Linked DNA regions of Mus musculus: region 2 is linked to region 1. The links are chromatin loops, found by intact Hi-C in ENCODE. Cell type or tissue: gastrocnemius. All regions are shown on one strand.

Evidence for each region. Hi-C counts contacts between places; a loop is a spot of excess contacts. Peaks named below come from ENCODE experiments on the same cell type or tissue, not always from the same donor. Only the 100,000 strongest peaks of a DNase experiment are listed, where the experiment ranks them.
Region 2: a loop joins it to region 1, with 4 times the contacts of the local background. A loop is called at or near these places in 1 of 42 quality-filtered maps.

The regions. Positions count from the first base shown.
Region 1 is chr12:3,790,941-3,793,440 of GRCm38, forward strand. No RefSeq gene overlaps it. Among named protein-coding and RNA genes, the nearest start is that of Dnmt3a, 15 kb to the right of the region's middle. In gastrocnemius, a CTCF peak has its summit at 1,075 (motif pointing left); DNase peaks (open chromatin) are centred at 1,037 and 1,497; H3K4me3 peaks cover 1,215 bases; H3K27ac peaks cover 1,253 bases.
Region 2 is chr12:3,536,576-3,539,075 of GRCm38, forward strand. No RefSeq gene overlaps it. Among named protein-coding and RNA genes, the nearest start is that of Dtnb, 35 kb to the right of the region's middle. In gastrocnemius, no CTCF peak of the experiment used is centred here; a DNase peak (open chromatin) is centred at 1,122.

The DNA of each region.
Region 1 (2,500 bases):
ACAGAGGCAAGCAGATTTCTGAGTTCGAGGCCAGTCTGATATCTAGAGTTGAGTTCCAGAACAGCCAGGGCTATACAGAGAAACCCTGTCTAGAAAAAAAACAAAAACAAAAACAAAACAACAACAACAAAAAGAAAAAAGAAAATATCCCGGAACTTATACCTTTCCCCAGCTTCCCAGAGCACCCCGAGGCTCTCTCCTCTGTATGTGCCTCTGACCTATCCATTCCCAATCCAGACCCCTGGATCACCTTCATCTAACCTCAGCCCATCTACACTGGCCCAGGTCTAACCTAGGCGCAGTGCTCCAGAGCAGTGGAACCCCACACTTCCCAGACACCAGTCACATCCCCTTCCTCCCCAGTTCTGTCTCATGTGGAACAGGGCTGGCAGGGCCAGATCTGCACCAATCAACATACTGCAGCCAGTGTCCATCGCATTGTCAGAATGTGGACGCTAACCATCACCTGTGGAAAAGCACCCATGAAAACACCTTCCCTGGCTCACACACTGGGCAGAGGCTGAGAGAAAGACGGAAAGGGGAACGCCTGGGACTCACCCCCAAACCTCAGTTGTCTTATAAAAACGTCGACAGCCAGGCATGATGGCTTCCACCTGTCATCTCAGCACTGAGAAAACTGAGGCAGAAGGATTGCCTGTCTCCAAAATAAATGAGTACAAATAAATATTACACGAAAATAAACAAACAGTGCATCTCTTTTAAATAGGTCCCACCAGGGATTTTTCTCGTCTGTTGGTTCGTGAGGTTTTCATAAACGTACGACAAATGGGAAACTTGGCTATTTATAGTCTTAACAAATTGCCATTATTTAAAAAAAAAAAAAAAAAAAAAAAAGGATTGTCCCCGAGGAGTAAGCACACCACAAACGTTCTCTTCATTAGGAGTAAGCCAGCTCCTCCTTATGACCGCGTCCCCTACCACAGGTCCTCTGGGCTTGTCCCTTCATAGTCCGAGCCCAGCCAATTAGGAGCCAATTTTTTGATGTCCCGCCTCCTCCGCGACAGGCAAATGTATGCTCCGCCCCTCCACCAGCGCCACCTGGAGGTTGAGGAGCGAATGTGCGGCGTCTGCGCAGAGAGTACAGGGCCCAAGTGAATCCGTGCGAGTCCGATGCGTGGCTTGCTGCGGGATTTTTTCGGGCGGAGCCTCCAGGAGCTGTCACCAGCGCCTTCAAGCCTCGGTGCTCAGCTAGTTGTGTTGTAAATTATATCCTCTATCCCCTCGAGGTTTTTTGTTTTGTTTTGTGCCTCCCCTCCCCCAAGGATTTGCTAAAGGAAAATTGGCTCAGAAAAGTGACCAGAAAGCCTTATTTTCCAGAAAGCCTTATTTTTTTTTTTCTTGGCCATTTATTCACTGTCTAAAATAGGCTGGCCTCTAACTTGCAGCGTTCATCATGTCGGTGGGAGTGATGGAGCATTTAAAATGGCTCCTGAAGCCAGGTGTGGGGACACATGCATGCAGTCCCAACATTTGCTTCTCATGATGGACGAGGCTTGGAGTCGAGAGGGGTGGTAGCCTTTTCCCTGGTGGGACGGCCAAGACATCGCCAGCTCCTCCCCTAGAGAGACTGACTGGAGACCCTCGAACTACATCAAGCACAGAACTGACACAGCCAGGGTTCACTCTGCCCCCGATTCTTTTTTTTTTTTTTTAAGATTTATTTATTTATTTAATGTAAGTACACTTTAGCTGTCCTCAGACACTCCAGAAGAGGGAGTCAGATCTCATTACCGATGGTTGTGAGCCACCATGTGGTTGCTGGGATTTGAACTCCTGACCTTCGGAAGAGCAGTCGGGTGCTCTTACCCACTGAGCCATCTCACCAGCCCCGGATTCTTAACCTAAATGGAGAAATGAATGTTTCCTTTGAATAACTCAGTGACCCTCAGGAGAATAACCTCCACCCCAGCTTTCTTTGTCCAGATGTGGTGGGGTGTACCTCCGTAAGGTGGGAGAGTGCCAGAAAAAGTGTCTTTATTGAGTACCTACAAAGAGGGACAAACCCTAAGTTCCTTTTTGGAATAGGTGCCACCCGGGAACCCCAAGAGTTTTAGCTGTGGCATATTGTACATCTGTTTTGCACAAAGGAAAATACTCCTTTAGACTCTTTTCCAATCATGTCTTTCTTGGGGGGGGGGCAGATGGAGAGTGTCATGGAGTAGGAGAGAAAGACAGGGGCATGTTACTTGAGAAGTGGAGGAGGGCTTGGCTCACCAGGGTTTAGGGAAGAACTCCAGGGCCAGGCTTCTCTCTCCCTGTAGGTGTGGCATTGGCTTAGGAAACTCCAGGGAGACCTGCCTAGCCAAGGGGAGAAGCCATAGAGCACATAGTCCCTGCTTAGGGGCAACCTTAATTATGTCAACCACAGCTCCAAGATTCCCACAGGGTAGGAGCTCAGTAGATGGTGGTAAACCATTCCCTAAGGCTACTGGGAATAGTTCTAGGGTCCACAGCAGCCTCTCCCCTTGAGTACCCAAGT
Region 2 (2,500 bases), 250 kb before region 1:
TCTTCATACAGAGAGAGAGAGAGAGAGAGAGAGAGAGAGAGAGAAAGCATCAGATCCCATTACAGATGGTTGTGAGCCACCATGTGGTTGCTGGGATTTGAACTCAGGACCTCTGGAAGAGCAGTCAGTGCTCTTAACTGCTGAGCCATGTCTCCAGCTCCCTTTTATCTCCTTTTTAAAAATCCTCCTCCTCCTTCTCCTCCTCTTCCTCCTCCCCCTTCCTTCCCTTCCTCTTCTCCTCTTCCTTCTCTTCCTCTTCTTTATAAACAGGGTGTTATGCTAGCACTCTGTAGTTCAGGCTGTCCTTGAAGTCCCTATTTATAGCCTAGGCCAGCTTTGGACTTGTGTGTGATTCTCCTGTTTTAACTTCCCAAATTCTGAGAATGCATATGAGAACCACCATGCCAGTATCAGCTCTAGGAAAGTTGGGAGGGAGCCATATTTATCTAGATCCAAACAATGCAACAGGTACCAGACAATTAGCAGGAATTATCCTGGAATTATCACTGCAGTTCTGAACACTTTTGCTAGCTGCAGGGCTCATACTTGTCCCTGTAAATATTTAAACATGCCCAGATGTCATTAAGTCAAAAATGAGGCTAGCAAGGGCTTGACTCACATAGTCAGACCCCCAGAAATCCTCTCCCTCTCCCTCTCCCTCTCCCTCTCTCTCTGACACCGGGTTTCTTTATATAACCCTGGCTGCCTAGAACTCATCTGTAGACCAGGTTGGCCTCAAACTCAAGAGACCTGCCTGCCTCTGCCTCCTGAGTTCTGTTACCAAAGATGTATGCCAGCACACTTGGCTCAAATCCTAAATTTTCAGTAATACACAAGACTGACTTGTCATAGTAGGTTTTTATGGTACCGATTTCAGGCATGGTATAAGTGGAAAAACTGAGGCCCTATGATATTCAAGTCACAAAGACGCTAATATATGCATGGTCATTCACAGTTGGAATCATACAGACTTTCACACACGATTCCACAATGGGGCTAGTAGGATCATTCCAGGAATTCTGGTTCCTGGAAGAATTTGAGTAAACAGATCACATTCTCCATGGTGTGGGCTTGGAAGGGGCAGAGGAACAGGACTTGGTGTGGAGCCAACAACCCCTAAGCTATGCCAAGCCAGTGTGGCAGCAGGAACACTGGATGAATAGCAGCAGGCAGGATAGGACTGGCCTGGTCAGAACAGGCAGAGGCAAGCAGTCAGCATTTATCACAGGGCTGAGCAAGATGAGACAGAACTCAAGACCCTGTTAGTGTCTCCACTCCAGCTGCAGACAGGACCATTGAGTGCATTGCTCCTCCGGAGAGTCTGCTATCAGATAATTCGGGGCACCTGGCAGGCTGCCTACCAGTGTTGGGGAGCATGGGTATTAAATTGCATGCCCATTCAAGCATGCAACAGGGAAGGAGGGGGCGAGCCAGTGAAGTCAGCATTCCCTGCACATAGCCTTGAACATTTTATGGGACTCTTTCATTCTTTAAAAAGATGGTATACTTCTGAGCTGGACATGGTGAAATACCTGTACATCTGTGATCCTAGCTACTCTGCATACTAAACAAGGATCACTGAAGCCTCAGAAGGAGAAGGAAGGGAGGAGCAGCTGTGCTTTGGGCAGCTGTGTGCTTCCAATGTGGTTGTTGGTGTGGGATCCATCAGAAGTCTAGACAGTTAGGGAGTCCAAGCATGACTGCTTCTAGAAGAGATGGCTACAGGAGCCTCGGAGAGCAGTGACTCTACTCACCTTTCTCACCTAAGAAAACCTCCCAGGTCAACCCCCAAAATGGAGACTAAAGCAGAGAAAAGTGGCCTGAAACAGAAGGCCAACAAGAGAATTTTGGTGGAGCTGGAGAGATGGCTCAGCAGTTAAGAGCACTGACTGCTCTTCCAGAGGTCTTGAGTTCAATTCCCAGCAACCACATGGTGCCTCACAACCATCTGTAATGGGATCTGATGCCCTCTTCTGGTGTGTCTGAGGACAGTGACGGTGTCTTCACATATATAAAATAAATAAATCTAAAAAAAGAAAGAAAGAGTTTTGGCAACATACCCATTGTGTCCCTGACACATGGAGCTGGCCAGGGGTCTGGAGAGACACTGCCCCTTTATCTACATAGAGCTTTGGGCACACACTGGTCTGTTAGAACACAAATCTACAAACTCATAACCATCACATCAAACCATGCACTTCTTGGGGTGGGGTTATGGCTAAGTAGAGGGAGCATGACTAATATGTAGGGGCTATAGATTCATTCCCAACACCACAAAAGCAATTGCAAATTGCAGCCTCAGTTCTACAAGGAAGATAATTAACATTTTAATTTGTGCATCCTTTCCCTTTCTAATATGAATTCATAGAATACATTACACATAGGTATTTTTTTCTATTATTTCACATTAATCGTATAATTCTGGGTTAAAGATAAAACCCAGTTGATAGAGTGCTTACTGAGCAAGTATCAAAGCCCGGATTTGATTTCTAGAACTACA